2 separate regions of the Homo sapiens genome follow, and region 2 is linked to region 1. A link is an interaction called in ENCODE POLR2A ChIA-PET data of the cell type or tissue named here. Cell type or tissue: A673. All regions are shown on one strand. Each heading gives the region's core, and the rest is flanking DNA. Links, peaks and the distances in the headings are about the cores only. Region 1 has its middle 22 kb from the start of TPST1. Region 2 overlaps CRCP (CGRP receptor component).

Region 1 (10,153 bases), core at 1,809-6,808:
ATCATGCTTCCTGGCTTCTAACTTGGGGGATGGGGTAGTGGCAAGACTCATAAGGCAGAAAATTCTTCAAAATAGCTCACAAGACCGGGCACAGTGGCTCATGCCTGTAATCCCAGCACTTTGGGATGCTGAGGCAGGTGGATCACCTGAGGTCAGGAGTTTGAGACTAGCCTGGCCAACATGGTGAAATCCTGTCTCTACTAAAAATACAGAAATTAGCCAGGCGTGGTGACGCACGCCTGTAATCCCAGCTACTGGGAAGTCTGAGGCAGGAGAATCACTGGAAGCTGGGGAGTAAAGATTGCAGTGAGTCAAGATCGTGCCACTTCACTCTAGCCTGGGTGAAAAAGCAAAACTCCGTCTCAAAAAAAAAAAAAAAAAGAAATACATTCTGTAAGGCTGTGGCTACCATAGCTAGTGATTCCTTTTCTCAAATGGGCACAGTGACTCACGCCTGTAATCGCAGCACTTTGTGGGGTGGAGACGAGCAGATCACCTGAGGTCAGGAGTTCGAGACCAGCCTGGCCAACATGGAGAAACCCCATCTCTACAAAAAATACAAAAATTAGCTGGGTGTGTTGGCACATGCCTGTAATCCCAGCTACTTGGGAGGCTGAGGCAGGGAGAATTGCTTGAACCCGGGAGGCAGAGGTTGCAGTGAGCTGAGATCATGCCACTGCACTCCAGCCTAGGTGACAGAGTGAGACTGTCTGAAAAAAAAAAAAAGTCAGCTCACAAACATGACAAATATCCACAACACAGTTATAAACATAATGACTGGGCATGGTGCTTTACGCCTGTAATCCCAGCACTTTGGAGGCCAAGATGGGTGGATTGCTTGAGCCCAGGAGTTCGAGACCAGCCTGGATGACATAGCAAGAACCCCGTCTCTAAAAAAATAAAAATTAAAATAAAAAAAGCAAAAAATAGCCAGGTGTGGAGGCATATACCTGTAGTCCCAGCTATTTGGGAGGCTGAAGTGGGAGAATTGATTGGGCCTGAGAGGTTGAGGCTGTAGTGAGCCAAGATGGTGCCACTGCACTCCAGGGTGACACAGAGACCCGGTCTCAAAAACAAACAAACAAAAGAATAGACAAAATAACCACTGAGAAATCTGTGAAGAATAAGAGTGAGTAGGCCGGGTGTGGTGGCTCACGCCTGTAATCCCAGCATTTTGGGAGGCTGAGGCAGGTGGATCACGAGGTCAGGAGATCGAGACCTTCCTGGCTAACACAGTGAAACCCCATCTCTACTAAAAATACAAAAAATTAGCCAGGCGTGGTGGCGGGCACCTGTAGTCCCAGCTACTCGGAAGGTTGAGGCAGGAGAATGGCGTGAACCTGGGAGGTAGAGCTTGCAGTGAGCAGAGATCGCGCCACTGCACTCCAGCCTGGATGACAGAGTGAGACTCCTCAAAAAAAAAAAAAAAAGTAATAAGCCGGGTGCAGTGGCTCATCCCTGTAATCCCAGCACTTTGGAAGGCCAAGGCGGGCAGACCACCTGAGGTCAAGAGTTGGAGAACAACAACAAAAAAAAAAGAGCTGGAGAACAGCCTGACCAACATTAAGAAACCCCATCTCTATTAAAAATACAAAATTAGCCGGCCGTAGTGGCGCATGCCTGTAATCTAATCCCAGCTACTCGGGAGGCTGAGGCAGGAGAATCGCTTAAATCCGGGAGGTGGAGGTTGCAGTGAGCCGAGATCATGCCATTGCACTCCAGCCTGTGCAACAAGAGCAAAACTCTGTCTCAAAAAATAAAGAGTAATAACAGAGATTCTTCCTCTTATGTGGAAAAATACGTTGTAAAACTGTAATCATGTGTAACACCAGAATGAGAATAGATAAATCATTGAGGTATATATACATATACACATATATATATAAGTCTCGGGAGAAAATGGACTTATGTAAACACTCACACTTTACATCCAAGTTAATAACAAATGCATTAAAGAGTTAAACTGATTTGTTAATCCATTAAAATACTAGAGAGAAAGTATTTATTTATTTATTTATTTAGAGACAGAGTCTTGCTCTGTCACCCAGGCTGGAGTGCAGTGGCACAATCATAGCTCACTGCAGACTTAACCTCCTGGGTTCAAGCAATTCTCCCTCCTCAGCCTCTCCAATAGCTGGGAGTACAGGCACCTGCCCCTGCACCTGGCTACTTTTTTTCTTTTTTTGAGACTGAGTCTCCTTCTGTCACCCAGGCTGGAGTGCAGTGGTGCAATCTTAGCTTACTACAACCTCCACCTCACAGGTTCAAGCGATTCTCATGCTCAGCCTCCTGAGTGGCTGGGATTACTGGTGCATACCACCACATCTGGCTAATTATTGTATTTTTGGTAGAGACCAGATTTTGCCAGGTTGGCCAGGCTGCTCTTGAACTCCTGACCTCAAGTGGTCTGCCCACCTCGGCCTCCCAAAGTGCTGGGATTACAGGTGTGAGCCATTACACCGAGCCTACAACTTGCTGATTTTTTTTTTCTTTTGAGATGGACTATTGCTCTGTCGCCCAGGCTGGATTGCAGTGGCACGATCTTGGCTCACTGCAACCTCTGCCTCCTGGGTTCAAGTGATCCTTCTGCTTCAGCCTCTCGAATAGCTGGGATTACAGATGTGCACCACCACACCCGGCTAATTTTTGTATTTTTAGTAGAGATGGGGTTTTACCATCTTGGCCAGGCTGTTCTTGAACTCCTGACCTTGTGATCCACCCACCTCGCCCTCCCAGAGTCGCCCGGCCACCTGGCTGATTTTTTAAACTTATTTTTTAGAGATGAGATCTCACTATACTACCCAGGCTGGTCTTGAACTTCTGGCCTCAGATGATCCTCCTGCCTGGGCCTCCCAAAATTCTGGGATTACAGACATGAGTCACCCACACCCAGCTGGAAAATATGTATCAAATGTTATGATGGAAAAGAACTTCCTAAGTTTAATAACATTGGAATAACTCCCAAATAAAAAGATAAATAGCTTTGCCTTTGTAAACAGAACTTATGTAGTTAACACAGAAAGCCAAAGGCAAATAGTCATCTTAGCCATTGTACTGGTAAAGTTTGTCATCTGCTTACTTGTAAGGAGAGGAAATGTCCTGGTGGAAACTCTCTAACTTGCCTAAGTATGCTTTGTTTGTTTGTTTGTTTGTTTGTTTTGAAGACAGAGTCTCACTCTGTCTCTATTGCCCAGGCTGGAGTGCAGTGGTGTGATCTTGGCTCACTGCAACCCTCTACCTCCTGGGTTCGTGCAATTCTCCTGCCTCAGCCACCCAGGTAGCTAGGATTACTGGCATGCACCATCATGCCTGGCTAATTTTTGTATTTTTAGTAGAGACAGGGTTTCACCATGTTAGCCAGGCTGGTCTCAAACTCCTGACCTCAAGTGATCTGGCTGCTTCAGCCTCCTAAAGTGCTGGGATTACAGGTGTGAGCCACTGTGCCCAGCCTTGGCTAAGTGTGCTTTCTTTCCCAGGCCACATTTAACATTCCAGCAATACAGCTCACTTCTGAGGGAGCAAAACTATTCAAGCTAGGCCAGGCATGGTGGCTCACACCTGTAGTTCCAGCTACTCAGGAGGCTCAGGCAGGAGGATCACTTGAGGCCAGGATTTAGAGACCAGCCTAGGCAACATAGTGAGACCACATCTCTACAAAAAAATAAAAAATAGCCAGGCGTGGTGTCGCACACCCATAGAGTCTCAGCTACCCAGGAGGCTGAAGCAGGAGGATTGTTTGAGCTCTCAGGAGGTGGAGACAGTTGAGTGCTGTGATTGTGCCACTGTACTCCAGTCTGGGTGACAGAGTAAGACCCTGCCTCTGAAAAAAAGAAAAAGAAAGATTCTTAAGAAAACCAAGTGCAAAAAATAGGTCACAAGAGTTTTATATAAGTGAAAATAAAATAAACCACTCCAAATCGAGTGGCTTGAGACAATAAACATTTGTTTTTTCCCTTGTTTTATGAGTCTAAATGTTTTATGGCTGGCTCTGAATAGTCAGGGACTGTCTCACTCACATCTGGTAGCTGGCAGGCTGATGGTTCTAAGGGGTCCTCAACTGGGACAGTTCATCTCTGTTCCAGGTGGTCTCTCATCTCCCAAAAGGGCTGGCCCAGGCTTCTTCTCATGGCATTTTTTTTTTTTTTTTTTGAGATGGAGTCTCACTCGTCGCCCAGGCTGGAGTGCAGTGGTGCTATCTTGGCTCACTGCAAGCTCCGCCTCCCAGGTTCACGCCATTCTCCTGCCTCAGCCTCCTGAGTAGCTGGGACTACAGGCGCCCGCCACCATGCCTGGCTAATTTTTTGTATTTTTAGTAGAGACGGGGTTTCACCGTGTTAGCCAGGATGGTCTCGATCTCCTGACCTTGTGATCCACCCGTCTCGGCTTCCCAAAGTGCTGGGATTACAGGCGTGAGCCACCGCGCCAGGCCTCTCATGGCATTTTTGCAGCTCTAAAGAGCGGCAAGAGAACGTGCCCCAAAGTGCAAGCCCTTTTCAAGCCTCTCCTGGCTTCACAATTGCTAAGTTTCCATTGACCAATGCAAGACCGAATGACCAAGCCCAGAGTCCGCAGGGGAGGGTATTACACAAGGCTGGAATACAGGAGGATGTGAACACAAGAGGCCTTCACTATAAGAATCTACCTCAAGTATGTGTATTTATTTGAGACACAGTGTCTCTCTGTTGCCCAGGCTGGAGTGCAGTGGCGCAATCTCAGCTCACTGCAACTTCCGCTTCCCAGGTTCAAGAGATTCTCCTGCCTCAGCTTCCTCAGTAGCTGGAATTACAGGTGCCTGCCACCACACCCAGCTAATTTTTGCATCTTTTTATTTTAATTTTTGAGACACAGCCTCACTCTGTTGCCCAGGCTGGAGTGCAGTGGCGCAGTCTTGGCTCACTGCAACCTCTGCCTCCCAGGTTCAAGTGATTCTCCTGCCTCAGCCTCCCCAGTGGCTGGGATTACAGGCACCCACCACCAAGCCTGGCTAGCTTTTGTAGTTTTAGTAGAGACAGGGTTTCACCATGTTGGCCAGGCTGGTTTCCAAATCCAGACCTCAAGTGATCTGCCTGTTACCTTCCAAAGTTCTGGGATTACTGGTGTGAGCCACTATACTTGGCCTCAAGTATGTTTATGGACCTTAAATCAATTTAATTTAGATTCTGAGTACTCAGGATTGAGCTGGTGAGAAATTCAATCCTGATCATTTTTAGATGATTTCGCTAAACTGTACCTGACCATGGCTGTGCCATGGGGGACCCCTACAGTTGTTGATTGATTGTCCACACTGGTCAGAAGCATAGCTTGGTGGGGGTGTGGTGTATAGAAGGGCAAGTCATTGCCTTCCCTGAGAACATTCTCCAAAAGCAGCACTAAGATTTACTTTGCCATGGGTTGGGTTTCCCAGGAAGCCAAACTTGAGTTAGAGATTAGTGTGCAAGTGATTCATTAGGGAATGCATATGAGATCACCAGTTAAGCCAGGAGTGCTTCAACAAGGCCTTGAAAGTCTGGTGGGGAGGCAGAAGAGATAAGAGGTTTCTCAGACATAGTAAAGATTGATCTGGGGCCGGGCATGATGGGTCACACCTGTAATCCTAGCACTTTCCAAGGCTGAGGCGGGAGGATCACTTGAGGCCAGAAGTTTGAGAGCAGCCAGGCAACATAGCGAGACCTTGTCTCTATCAAAAATAATTTTTTTTTTGAGATAGAGTTTCACTCTTGTTGCCCAGGCTGGAGTGCAATGGCACAATCTCGGCTCACTGCAAACTCTGCCACCTGGGTTCAAGTGATTCTCCCGCCTCAGCCTTCTGAGTAGCTGGGATTACAGGCACCTGCCACCACGCCCAGCTAATTTTTGTGTTTTTAGTAGAGACAGGGCTTCATCATGTTGGCCAGGCTGGTCTCGAACTCCTGACCTCAAGTGATCTGCCAGTCTTGGCCTCCCAAAGTGCTGGGATTACAGGTATGAGCCAACATGCCCAGCCCCCAAACTTTTTTTTAAATTAGTCTGGTATGATGGCATGTGCCTGTAATTCTAGTTACTTGGGAGGCTTAGGTTGGCAGCATCATGTGACCCCAGGAGTTCAATGCTGCAGTGAGCTATGATGACACCACTGCACTCCAGCCTGGTCAATAAAGAGCGAGACTCTGTCTCAAAACAAAACAAAAAACCGCCCCCCCAAAAAAAACAGATTGCTCTGGAACACAGCTGGGAAGCCTGAAGCCTGACTTTAAAGAAAGGGGCTGTGCGTGGCTGACTTCTGATCTCTTGGGATTGGAGTACAGGAAGGGAAGAGAAAAAAAAGTGGAACAGAAAAGGTCTTGTTTGAGTGTGACTGTTGTGAGCTGGTGTCAAATTTGTTGGATGTTTAACGCTGCCAGCTCTTTGGTATTTTGGTGTGTTGGTGAGTTTTCTGAGGCTCTCCTCCCTTCAGTCACTGGGTGTCTATTACCTTCAGTCTCATTGATGAAAGCAAATACCTTTCCATTCTGTCTCACCCCTTAAGTCCTTCCGCAGCCCTCTAGGAAACTAGTGATAACCTTCAGCTTCTCTCTGTTGAGATCTATGTGCACCTCCAAATAGCAAAGCCCTTCTGGGTGGGATTTTTTCTTTTTTTGTTTTTGTTTGTTTGTTTTTGAGACAGGGTCTCACTCTGTTGCCCAGGCTGGAGTACAATGGCGTGATCACAGCTCACTGCAGCCTCGACCTTCCAGATTCAGGTGATCCTCCTATCTCAGTCCCCCAGGTAGCTGGGACTACAGGCACACACCACCACATTCAGCTAAAATTTTTTTTAAGAGATGGGGTGGGGGGGGTCTCACTTGTTGCCCAGGCTGGTCTTGAACTCTTGGCCTCAAGTGATCCACCTGCCTTGATCTCCCAAAGTGCTGGGATTACAGGCATGAGCCACTGCACCTGGCTAACCCCTCCAATCTTAAAGCTTAAAACTTACATCTGTTTTATCTGAATTCCTTCCTCAATAAAGGACACCCAAGTCTCTCAAAAAGTATCAAAGACAGCCAGGCATGGTGGTTCACACCTGTAATCCCAGCACTTTGGGAGGCCGAGGCAGGCGGATCACGAGGTCAGGAGGTCGAGACCATCCTGGCTAACACGGTGAAACCCTGTCTCTACTAAAAAAATACAAAAAAATTAGCCAGGCGTGGTGGCGGGCACCTATAGTCTCAGCTACTCTGGAGGCTGAGGCAGGAGAATGGCGTAATCCTGGGAGGCAGAGCTTGCAGTGAGCTGAGATCGCCCCACTGCACTCCAGCCTGGGCGACAGAGACTCCATCTCAAAAAAAAAAAAAAAAAAGTATCAAAGACTTGAAACTCACCAGACCATCGCACCCAGACAATGAGACTCCAGGCCCCTCATTCATCATGATTGCTTCCTTACCCCCTCCCGAGTTCCTCTTTTCTCAGAGGTAGTTACATTTCTTCCCTGCTGTTTAAGCCCCTAATTTTAGTCTGTCAGGGAGATGGATTTGAGACTTGTCTCCCCTCTCCTGGCCTGCAGCACCCAATTAAAGCCTTCTTCTTTGGCAAGAATCATCGTCTCAATGGTTGGCTTTCTGTGCAGCGAGCGGCAGGACCCAGACTGAATCCCTGGGGTTTCAGTAACACACTGATGTAGCCCCCTTGCTACTCAAAGTATGGACCATGGTCCAACAGCACAATCATCATCTGAGAACTTAAGGTAAATTGTCAGGCCCCACCCCAGCCCTGCTGAATCAGAATCTGCATTTTATTTTATTTTATTTTATTTTTTGGATGGAGTCTCACTCTGTCACCCTGCCACTCTGCATGATCTCGGCTCACTGCAACCTCTGCCTCCCAGGTTCAAGTGATTCTCCTGCCTCAGTCAGCCTCCCGAGTAGCTAGGATTACATGCATGGGCCACTGTGCCCAGGTAATTTTTTTTTTTGAGACGGAGTCTTGCTCTGTTGCCCAGGCTGGAGTGCAGTGGTGTGATCTCAGCTCACTGCAAGCTCCGCCTCCTGGATTCACACCATTCTCCTGCCTCAGCCTCCCGAGTAGCTAGGACTACAGGTGCCCGCCACCACGCCCAGCTAATTTTTTGTATTTTTAGTAGAGACGGAGTTTCACCGTGTTAACCAGGATGGTCTGGATCTCCTGACCTCATGATCTGCCAGCCTCGGCTTCCCAAAGTGCTGGGATTACAGGCGTGAGCCACCATGCCTGGCCTTTTTTTTTTTGAGACAGAGTCTTGCACTGTCGCCCAGGCTGGAGTGCAGTGTCTTGATCTCAGCTCACCACAACCTCCAACTTCCAGTTTCAAGCAATTCTCCTGCCTCAGCCTCCTGAGTAGCTAGGATTACAGGTGCCAGCCACCACACCCGGCTAATTTTTGTTTTTTTGTGTTTTTAGTAGAGATGGGGTTTCACCATGTTGGCCAGGCTGGTCTCAAACTCCTTACCTTGTGATCAGCCCGCCTCAGCCTCCCAAAGTGCTGGGATTACAGGTGTGAGCCACCACACCCGGCCTAATTTTTGTATTATTAGTAGAGATGGGGTTTCACCATGTTGGCCAGGCTGTTCTTGAACTCCTGACCTCAAGTGATCCACCTCCTTGGCTTCCCAGAGTGCTGGGATTACAGGTGTGAGCCACCACGCCTGGCCAGAATCTGCATTTTAACAAGATATGATGTGTATGCTCATTAAAGTGAGAAATGCTGGCTTAGCACATTTTCTAGAATGTGATTTTTTGATGATTCCAGTGAAACTGACATTTTTAACAGGAAAAGAAAAAGAAATCAAGGTCGTGGGCTGGCCATATTCTCGCCATGTTCTTTTGCACTGGCCCTCAGTTCAAGCCTTGCGTTAGAATCTCCATGGACTTTCCTCAAACAGCATGAGTCTAGGCCTCAGATCTGATTTGAGGGTTTCAGAGAAGGGGGTCTGTCATCTATGAATTTTGAAGTATCTCTCCAGGTTAAGCTCCCAGTTAAGATTCCCTGATCAGACAGTACAGGGTACTTAGCTGCCTCATACCAAGTTAATTTTTTAAATTGCAAAATTTCTTGAGATATAATATCGGATAAGAAGTGATCCTTGGCTGGGCTTGGTGGCCCATGCCTATAATCACAGTACTTCCGGAGACCAAGGCTGGAGGATTGCTTGAGGCCAGGAATTTGAGACTAGCCTGGGCAATGTAGTGAGACCCCTGTCTCTACAAAACAAACAAACAAAAAAGCTGGGCATGGTGGCACACACTTGTAGTCCTAGCTACTCGGGAGGCTGGAGGCCCAGGAGTTTGAGGCTGGAGGGAGCTATGATCATGCCTCTGCACTCCAGCCAGGGTGACAAAGCAAGACACTGTCTCATGAAAAAAAAAGAAAGAAAAAGGTGACCCTTGGCTGTTTTTCAGAAGCGCAGGGGAAAAGGGGTCATATTTGGAACCTGGATTCTTCTCCATGGCCTCCAAACCTGGAGGAGTGTGGTCCCTCTGGAAGTGTCCAGTTGTGGCATTTCCCTGGTACTTGGAGGACCCAAGGAACTGCTCATTCCACCATCACACCCTGTCCTGCACACACCCCTGCTCAAACTCTGGCCACCAACCCAGGCACAGCTCACAGTCCAGGCTTGCTCAATTCCTCTGCCTCCTCAGACAAGAATGGCTGGAAAAAGTGACAGGGCAGGGTTTCTTGGAAAGCAATCTGGCCTGCATCAGCATTAATGATTAAAACGTGTCCTCATGTGGCAATTCCCCAACTGAGAGCCCATTCCTAAGCTATTTTAACTCATCAGTTCAGAAATTCTAGAGTCCCTGTCCTTAGTTTTTGAGGTCTGGATGCTTTTTTTTCCAGAGGATCCAATCGAGACACAATTGACTAGAAGGCTTCAGAAGCCACAGAAAATACCTACCTACCTATGGCCGGGCGCAGTGGCTCACGCCTGTAATCCCAGCATTTTGGGAGGCCGAGGCGGGCAGATCACAAGGTCAGGAGATCGAGACCATCCTGGCTAACACAGTAAAACCCCATCTCTACTAAAAATACAAAAAAATTAGCTGGGCTTGGTGGCGGGCGCCTGTAGTCCCAGCTACTTGGGAGGCTGAGGCAGGAGAATGGTGTGAACCCGGGAGGCGGAGCTTGCAATGAGCCGACATCGCACTACCGCACTCCAGCCTG
Region 2 (10,153 bases), core at 1,926-6,925, 58 kb before region 1:
AAATGAGGTTTCCTGAGATAGACATGTGATTTGGGAGTGGAAGGGCCCTGGAGTGGAAAGGTCTGGAAGCCTAACTTCTGGTCCTCACCTGGTCTTCAACAGGAGGCGTGACCTTTGGAAGTCTGCTCCTTAGGATCTTTAGCAGAACCTTGAGTTGCAGATACAGTTGACCCTTGAACAACACGAGCTTGAACTTCATGGATCTCCTTATACGCAGATTTTAAAAAATAAATGCAGTTGGCCCTCCATATCTGCAGGTTCCACATCTGCAACCAAACACAGAGAATGAAAATATAGTATTTGAGGGATGAGAATATACCCACGTATGTGGAGAGCTGGCTTCCTAGCTGCTGGTTCTGCAAGGCTCTCTGGGACACAAGCATGTTTGGATTTTAGTATATGTGGGGGTCCTGGGACCAATCTCCAGTGAATACCAGGGGATGCCTGTATATTGTACCTCTATCAGACACTCCCAGAACCTGAAGTGAGGAGGCACAATGAACAGCTCCCCTAAGTTTTTGCTACTTTTTAAAATTCTGATTGAGGAAATACCTACTAAGTAACTAATACATAATAATAATAATAATAATAATAATAATAATACCTGAAATTTCTTCTTTTTTTTTTGAGATGGAGTTTCGCTCTTGTCACCCAGGCTGGAGTGCAATGGCGCAATCTCGGCTGACTGCAACCTCCGCCTCCCGAGTTCAAGCAGTCCTCCTGCCTGAGCCTACTGGGTAGCTGCCTGGCTAATTTTTGTATTTTCAGTAGAGATGGGGTTTCATCATGTTGGCCAGGCTGGTCTTGAACTCCTGAGCTCAGGTGATTCTACCGCCTCGGCCTCCGAAAGTGCTGGGATTACAGGCATGAGCCACCGCGCTGGCCCAGAAATTTATTTAAGGGGAGGAATATTTATGCTTTATTTGATTGACAATTTAAAAATAAAAATTTCTTGACCATTACTTGGAAATGTATTTTCGTCAAGTAAAAGCATACAATTTTTTTTTTTTTTTGAGATGGAGTCTCACTCCATCACCTAGGCTAGAGTGCAGTGGTGCAATCTCAGCTCACTGCAATCTCCACTTCCTGGATTCGAGCGATTCTTCTGCCTCAGCCTCCTGACTAGCTGGGACTACAGGCATGCGCCACCATGCAAAATATTTATATAGCAAAATTAGGTATTTCTATCTATAAGGTATTTGCTATTTGGCTTTGTCTATAAATGATCATTTATATGGCTGGAAAAGTTTGTATCCACTCTTTTATTCTTGAACGTAATATATATAATTGGGAAAATAGACATTATCCTCTGTACCATCTTTTTGAGGTAGTGTCAGGATTTCTTTCCTTTTACAGCTGGAAATACTCATATTTAGAAAAGGTGGGTAATAGGTACTATAACAACTCAGTAACAGGACTGGAAAGAGGATACTCATTTGCTAGCTCCCAAGAGAATGCTACAAGTTAAGTTGTTCATTGACTTCAGAAGCTGCTCCGTTTGCTTGTACCAGAGTTTAGGTTTTCAGAGCATGACTTGATAGCATAGGTTGGGCATAGGAGAATTTGAGCAATTATTTTCGTCATTGCCTGTGTAAGAGTTGACTGTGTGGCAATTAATAGGCACTGTTTGGCCGGGCACAGTGGCTCACGCCTGTAATCCCAGCACTTTGGGAGGCCGAGGTGGGTGGATCACAAGGTCAGGAGATCAAGACCATCCTGGCTAACACAGTGAAACCCCATCTCTACTAAAAATACAAAAAATTAGCCGGGCGTGGTGGTGGGTGCCCGTAGTCCCAGCTACTTGGGAGGCTGAGGCAGGAGAATGGCATGAACCCGGGTGGCGGAGTTTGCGGTGAGCTGAGATCGCGCCACTGCACTCCAGCCTGGGCGACAGAGCAAGACTCCGTCTCAAAAAAAAAAAAAAAAAAAAAGGCACTGTTTGCATGTGCCATTTGTGTATGTGTTTGCTTCTAAGGAAAGTCCACCAAGAGATCATTTTGTTCTGTTTATTTGGAATTCAGTTTCCTCAAGTAGTTGTTTACATCCACTTGACTCACCATTTTAAGCAAATTTTACAAGAAGTGTCAAATGGAAAGTCAGCTTCAGTCATCTAATTCATTACTTAAGGAAATTAAGTAACTGCCTGCCTGTAGTATAGATTTAGACAGTTGTTTTGTTTTTTTTTTTACTCAAGCATTGCTATGTTAATTTGCCAGGCTGCTTTTAGAAAGCACCAGACACTGGGTGGCTTAGACAGCAAACACTTGTTTTCTGACAGTTCGGGAGACTGGATCAAGGTGTAGCAGGTTTGGTTTCTTTTGAGGCCTCTTGCCTGAGCTTGCAGATTGCAAACTTCTTGATATGTTCTCACATGGTCTCTCCTCTGTGTGCACAAGTCCCTGGACTTTTTTCTAGACAGTCTTTAAAATGCACTTAGAGTATTTGCTTTAAACACATGTCAATAAAATGAGTACTATTCTTTCTTTCTTTCTTTTTTTTTTTTTTTTTGAGATGGAGTCTCGCTCTGTCGCCCAGGCTGGAGTGCAGTAGCCCCATCTCGGCACACTGTAAGCTCCGCCTCCCGGGTTCACGCCATTCTCCTGCCTCAGCCTCCTGAGTAGCTGGGATTACAGGCGCCCGCCACTACGCCCGGCTAATTTTTTGTATTTTTAGTAGAGACGGGGTTTCACCGTGTTAGCCAGGATGGTCTTGATCTCCTGATCTCGTGATGCGCCCGACTTGGCCTCCCAAAGTGCCGGGATTACAGGTGTGAGCCACTGCGCCTGGCGTAAAATGAGTACTATTCTAAGTCCTACAGGAGAATATGAAGTTTTGTATAGGTAAGCAGTTTCTAGAAGTCTGATTGCATGTGAATATATTACATAATACTAAAGTGTTAGCTGTAGAGCAGACAGTTCCTGCTTTGTAGAGATCAACAGCTTCTACGTTTATAATTGCTAGATGTGTCTATTAAGTTCTAATAGCTCTAAAAAACTTTTAGATGCCTGGTATGGTGGCTCACGCCTGTAATCCCAGTACTTTGGGAGGGCAAAGCGGTCAGATCACCTGAGGTCAGGAGTTTGAGACCAGCCTGACCAACATGGAGAAACCCCGTCTCTACTAAAAATACAAAATTAGCCAGGTGTGGTGGCTCATGCCTGTAATACCAGCTACTTGGGAGGCTGAGGCAGGAGAATCGCTTGAACTCGGGAAGTGGAGGTTATGGTGAGCTGAGATCATGCCATTGCACTCCAGCCTGGGCAACAAGAGCGAAACTCTTGTCTCAAAAAAAAAAAAAGGTGGGGGGGCCGGGCGCAGTGGCTGAGGCCTGTAATCCCAGCACTTTGGGAGGCCGAGGCGGGCGGATCATAAGGTCAGGAGATCGAGACCATCCTGGCTAACATGGTGAAATCCCGTCTGTACTAAAAAAATGAGCCGGGCGTGGTGGCTGGCGCCTGTAGTCCCAGCTACTCCAGAGGCTGAGGCAGGAGAATGGCGTGAACCCGGGAGGCGGAGCTTGCAGTGAGCCGAGATCGCGCCACTGCACTCCAGCCTGGGTGACAGAGTGAGACTCCGTCTCAAAAAAAAAAAAAAAAAAAAAAAAAAAAAAAAAAAAGCCATGCCCAGTGGCTCACTCCTGTAATCCCAGCACTTTGGGAGGCCGAGGCGGGCGGATCACGAGGTCAGGAGATCGAGACCATCCTGGCTAACACAGTGAAACCCCGTCTCTACCAAAAATACAAAAAATTAGCCGGGCTGATGGCGGGTGCCTGTAGTCCCAGCTGCTTGGGAGGCTGAGGCAGGAGAATGGCATGAACCTGGGAGGCGGAGCTTGCAGCGAGCCGAGATCGCACCATTGCACTCCAGCCTGGGAGACAGAGCGAGACTCCTTCTCAAAAAAAAACTAAAAATAAAAAGAATGCCACAAATACCTGTATACGCGTTACCTAGAGTCACCACTTGTTAACATTTTGATTCTGATATTTGCTGCCTTTTCCTTTTTCTCTTTTCTTTTTTCTTTTCCCTCCCTCCTCCCTCCCTCCCTCCCTTCCTTCCTTCCTCCCTCCTTCCCTTCCTTCCTTCCTTTCTTTCTTCCTTTCTTGTTTTTGATTAGAGACACTTGAGCCCAGGCTGGATTCAAACTCCGGGACGAAGTGATCCTCCTGTCTCAGCCCGGAGTAGCTGGGATGACAGGTGTGAGCCACAATGCCTGGCATTCCCTTATTTCTTTTGCACAGGCATGAGCTTTCTCTCCATACACAGGTGCACACACTTACTTTACTGAACCATTAGAGAGTTGTAGATAGCAGATCATTTCACCCCTTCTTGAAAAAGGGCATTCTATGTAGCTACAGTCGCCTTATCACACTCAGGAAACTTAGCGATGATAATCTACTATTATTAAGATACAATGTAAACTCACATTTCTTCAGTTGCCATAATAGTGTTCTTTTTCCTCCCAATTCAGGATCCAGTGAAGAACTACACATTGCATTTAGTTGTCATGTTTCTTTAATTTCCTTTCCTCTGGAAGTTTCCTTAGCTTCTTTTTGTGACATTGGCACTGTGACAGATGACATTGATATTTGAAGAGTCTAAATTTAACCCAGTTGTTTTGAAGACTGTTCCTCAATTTGGAATTCTCTGATTATATCCTCATGGATAGATTTGAATTAAACATCTTGGGGCTGGATTGCTCTGAGGGATGTGTCTTTCTCATGCGTCACATCATTGGTGCTGTGAAATTGGATAACTTGATTAAGTTGATGTCTGTCTGGTTTCACCATATCCTGTTGCCAACAACCTGTCGTTTAGTGGTGGTTACAGTAACTTCTCAAAGATAAAAACTGCCTTTAAAAAAATTCCCCAATACATACAGCTCGTTTAGGACTTCATAAAAGGTAGATAAAGTACCTCTTGACATTTTATTAAATAAGGAAAGGCCTAGCATACATTGATTGGCATTTATTCTGTGAATATTTAGCTGGGTTTTAAAAAAATTTATCTTCCTGATAAAATCAATGAATAAATCAGCTTCTGTCAGCCAGAGTCTGTTACACAGAGTACCTGTGTAAACATCAATTGGTTCTCTTGATCCCAAAACACAGATTCATTAAAACTTATGTGAAAGAGGGTTTTCCTCCTTTATATTCGTTCTAGAAGAGGCAGAGGGTGTTCTTTGGATTCTTGCATTACACTATTGACTTGTTTAGTGGGGTAGTAACTTGGAATGGCCAAGGACAAATTTCCCACGACGTGGAATATTCTGAATGACAGAGAAGGGGCCATTATTTGGAAATAAAGTTGTAACAGTGCACCTGCGATGGATCCATTGGCCCTGAAGAGAAAAAACATTCATATTTTTTCTCGAGTCAAGTATTCCAGGAAGGGATGTTTTAATGCCTCATATTTTGGAGAGCACAGGGAGTTATAACTCAATTTCAAGCAAAGATAGGAGGAAGCCAGTGGGCAGATTTCCTGATTAAGCAGGCAAAGATGACATGTGGTTTGATTTGTCATTTTCAATTTTAAATGAACTCTGTCACATGCACTAATTATGCATTGTCCTTCCTGTGTTAGATTCCTTTCAAATATGATACTCTTTGTGACTTCAGTGTGTTTGTGGTCATTTGGGCAAAGCAGCACTTTTGTGAAATCGTAGCTTGAATCACTGGTAGCATTTGGTAAGCTTCACAGAGCTGATTTGATTATAGTGCTGACATCACTGTGCTGATGACCTAAGGCCGAGGTCTATCTCTTTGTGAACCACTGTTAGTTTTGCTTTATTTATTGACTCGGAAGTCACCTATCTGGCCCATGCTTTTGAAGTCTTGGGTCATCATTTGGATCATCTCGCCACACTCCTGGTTTAAGAACATACAGAGGTCTCTGTTGCACATTACAAATCAAGTGCAGACCCCTCTACCTGATTTTTAAGGATTCTGCATGACCAGTTTCCATTCATCCAGTTCAGTCTCATTTCCCACAGTTCCATAGTTACCTTCCACTTTATTTAGACTTCTTACTGTGTGACCTTGAGCAAGTTACTTAATTTCTGAGTCTTGTGCTTTATCTCTGCAGAGTAGGAATCATACGAATAGCTCCTACATCACAGGGTTTTCAGTGAGAATTAACTGGGATAATATCTTTTACAAATAATAGCCTTCCATTATGGAGATGTTAATACAAGTACCAAGAACTATTCTAAACTTTTAAAATTTGTTGTCTCATTTTATCATAACAGTTTGATGAGGTAGGAGTTGCTGGTGGTAGTGGTAGTTGCCCAGATAGTAGTAGTGATAATGTTGGTGCTTATTGAGCACTTACTATGTTCCAAGTACTTTACATGTTTCCAGTGAACCCTGTGAACAGTCTTACAAGGTTGATACTATAGTTGCCGTTTCATAGATAGGAAATGTAAGCATAATGAGATTAAGTAACTTGCCTAGATTCACATGGCCAAAGAATTCAGGAGCTGGATTTAGAATCCAGGCCATACTTTTAGATACTAGTTTCATCCCATTTTTATTTTAGAAGGAAAACTTAAGGAGTAATTAACTTAACTAAAATTCTCACAGCACATAAGTGGCAGAGCTAGAACATGAACCCAAATCTGATTTCAAAACTATGTTCTTTGTCATACTCCACTGCCTCCAGACTGCTGAAAACAATGCTTTCTGATATGCTATTGTAGAGTGGATCGATTGTGATTTAATATATGTCACATCGTTGTGTTTCTTCACTCAGGAAAGATGGCATATTGCCTGGATTAACTGTTACACAGGGAACCAGGCTTTTGGCCACTGCTTGCCACCCTGACTGTACCTGTTGAGTTGACGTAGGTGGTGAACACCCTGGGAGCATGGCAGATATTTGGCAGGATACTTGCCCATGGCTGGAATTCCCAGTGGTGACATTGGTGTTAAGTGGGCCATTTCTGTTGATTCAGCAGGAGGACGTGGCAGCCCAAGATGTCAATAGCTGATGGGAGGCAGATAGTAATGGGGAGAGGACATGGCTGTGGGATGGGACAGCACTTTGTTCCCAAGTCTACTCTGAAATTGCCCACAGCTAGCTAAACCATGTTGGACTTAGGACATTTCTCAGTTTCAATTTTAGGTTGTAGTCCCTAAATTCAAAAAGTGGACTACTGTATCTTGACAGGAATTCTTTTACAGAATTTGATACCCAGAAAGGGGTGTGAGCCCAGACTGATGATAGCTTACTTTTCTTTTTCAGGAAGGATGCCAATTCTGCGCTTCTCAGTAACTACGAGGTAAATTGGATTGTTACATTTTCCTCTCTGATAGTTTGCCCTTCGCTCCTGAGATTGTTAAATTGATTTTGGTTAGAAATGACTGAATTCAGGCTGGGTGCAGTGGTTCACGCCTGTAATCCCAGCACTTTGGGAGGCTGAGGCTGGATCACTTGAGGTCAGGAGTTCAAAACTAGCCTGGCCAACATGGTGAAACCCAGTCTCTACTAAAAAATACAAAAATTAGCTGGGTGTGGTGGCACATGCCTGTAGTCCCAGCTACTTCGGATCCCAGCTGAGGCAGGAGGGTCACTTGAACCCAGGAGGCGGAGGTTGCAGTGAACTAAGATGTGCCACTGCACTCCAGCCTGGGCAATAGACCAAGGCTCTGTCTCAAAAAAAAAAAAAAGAAAGAAAGAAAGAAAAAGAAAAAAGAAATGACTGAATTTATTTGGATTTTCCACTTTAAAATAAGACATGGCAACATCTGGTGGACCTTGGAATAGTGTAAGCTTGACACGTTATACATAGTACTTCAGGAAAGCTGGGAAGACTCTATTTTAGAGGGGGCAACCTTCTCTAAATCTCAACGATTCCAAATCATCATTTGGGATGTAGTCATAGGATAGAAGCATCTATTTTAAGGCTGTTTCTGTCTGCAGAATTTCCCATTAAAATTTTTATGATTTTTCCTAATTATCACCTTTGATATATTTATATATTTATAATGCTTTTATACATTGCAAATAGTCTTATGGGTATTAACATCCTTATTTTGAAAGTGAGTTTAAGCCGAGCACAGTGGCTCATGCCCATAATCCCAGCACTTTGGAAGGCCAAGGCCAGCGGATCACGAGGTCAGGAGATTGAGACCATCCTGGCCAACATGGTGAAACCCCATCCCTACTTAAAAAATAAAAAAAGAGAGTGAGTTTAGTTGACTCACCTTTCTGAATAGTAGAAATTAAGAAATGTAGAATTTTTTGGGCTTAGGGTGGGATTGCTGGAGAAAGGAAAAGAAGGAAAAAGGTTGGTAAGAGAGGAGATATTCCAGCATTTTTGCCTCCTATTTGGCACTAGCAAAACCATCTGATAGGCTCACTCCAGGTGTAGAAAGAACCATTTATACCTTGACTGTGAATTTTCCATGTGCTAGAGTCTAAACTCAGAAAGACTCAGGAGGTCTAGAAGGTAGTAGGTTAAGTGCAGTGTCTCACGCCTGTAATCTCAGCACTTGGGAAGGCCAAGGAGAGAAGATTGCTTGAGGCTATGAGTTAGAGCTCAGCCTGGGAAACCTAGCAAGACCCCCAGCTCTTAAAAAAATAAATTAGCGGCCGGGCGCGGTGTCTCACGCCTGTAATCCCAGTACTTTGGGAGGCCGAGGCGGGCGGATCACGAGGTCAGGAGATCAAGAACATCCTGGCTAACACGGTGAAACCCCGTCTCTACTAAAAATACAAAAAATTAGCCGGGCAAGGTGGCGGGCGCCTGTAATCCCAGCTGCTCGGGAGGCTCAGGCAGGAGAATGGCGTGAACCCGGGGGGTGGAGCCTGCAGTGAGCCAAGATTGTGCCACTGCACTCCAGCCTGGGCGACAGCGAGACTCCGTCTCAAAAAAAATAAAAATAAATAAATTAGCTGGACATGGTAGCAAACACCTACTATGGTCCTAGCTACTTGGAAGGCAGAGGGGAGGTTCGCTTGAGCCCAGGAGTTTGAGGTTACAGTGATGACCACTGTACTCCAGTCTGGGAGACAGCTTTTGAGACCGTGTCCCCAAAAAAAAGCTCCCAGAGTGTAAGACAGCAAAAAGAAAGAAAGAAACCTACCCCCTTGTGGTGCTCCCCTCCCCCGCCCCACAAAAAAGAAGGTAGTAGAATAAACAGAGTTGGCCATATTCTTTCCTCTCTAAAGGCTCAGTCTTAAGTGGTTGCAGCTTAGAACAGGAAGGAAATGGTTGAATGGTTTTTGGCCAAGCCTTTGGCTTTTAGGAGCCTCCTTGTCCAGTTTGGACTTTGCTAGGTGTTTGGGTGTTTTATCCATTGGGGAAACATTGCATTCATTGATCTCATGCCACTATTTCTGAAAGGACCAGCAGATGAGAGGGGTCGTATTGTATCTGGTGATGGTGTGTGAGCCTGCATTTTCTTCACTTCTGTGGTAGAATCTCTAAAACAGGAATGAGACTAAGATTCCCCCCTGCCCCCAGCACTAATACATGTATGTTTTATCCTTGTGGGAAAGTTTGCTTCTAAAGATCCATAGCATTTTTTCCTTTCTTTTTTGGGGGGTAAACTCTGTCTTATCACTTGCCTCAAAATTTTTCTTTTCCAGAAAGAAATTATTATATTAGATTTTTATACTAGAGAAGCAGGATTCTTTTTTTTTTTTTTTTTTTTTTTTTTCAGATGGAGTCTCGCTCTGTCACCCAGGCTGGAGTACAGTGGCACCATCCAGGCTCACTGCAACCTCTGCCTCCCGGATTCAAGTGATTCTCCTGCCTCAGCCTCCCGAGTAGCTGGGACTACAGGTGCCGCCACCATGTCCAGCTAATTTTTTGTATTTTTAGTAGAGATGGGGTTTCACCGTGTTAGCCAGGATGGTCTTGATCTCCTGACCTCATGAACCGCCCACCTCACCCTCCCTAAGTGCTGGGATTACAGGCGTGAGCCATCATGCCTGGACCCAGAATTCTTTTTTAACAAAATATTTGCTTTAAGAAAATCTGCTTTCAAATAGTATATTTTTGAGATCAGATTAGTGATGTACATATTGATAGGAAATATTTGAAATATTTTAAGTAAATTAATGAATTTGAATTATTTGGCTTATATAAAAGAACATTTTTTAAAAATGTAATATGCCTCTGGGACTCATATTTGCTCAAATCCAAGAGTTG

Evidence for each region. ChIA-PET counts read pairs that join two places held together with the same protein. Peaks named below come from ENCODE experiments on the same cell type or tissue, not always from the same donor. Only the 100,000 strongest peaks of a DNase experiment are listed, where the experiment ranks them.
Region 2: POLR2A ChIA-PET joins it to region 1 with 9 read pairs; 6 of 35 experiments call an interaction of 5 or more read pairs at or near these places.

Annotation. Positions count from the first base shown.
Region 1 is chr7:66,178,484-66,188,636 of GRCh38, forward strand. No RefSeq gene overlaps it. Among named protein-coding and RNA genes, the nearest start is that of TPST1, 22 kb to the right of the region's middle. In A673, for the core only: no CTCF peak of the experiment used is centred there; no DNase peak of the experiment used is centred there.
Region 2 is chr7:66,120,465-66,130,617 of GRCh38, forward strand. CRCP (CGRP receptor component) reads left to right here. Exons shown (of 6, transcript NM_014478.5): 2 at 7,240-7,276. Among named protein-coding and RNA genes, the nearest start is that of CRCP, 11 kb to the left of the region's middle. In A673, for the core only: no CTCF peak of the experiment used is centred there; a DNase peak (open chromatin) is centred at 4,777; H3K4me3 peaks cover 892 bases; H3K27ac peaks cover 3,052 bases.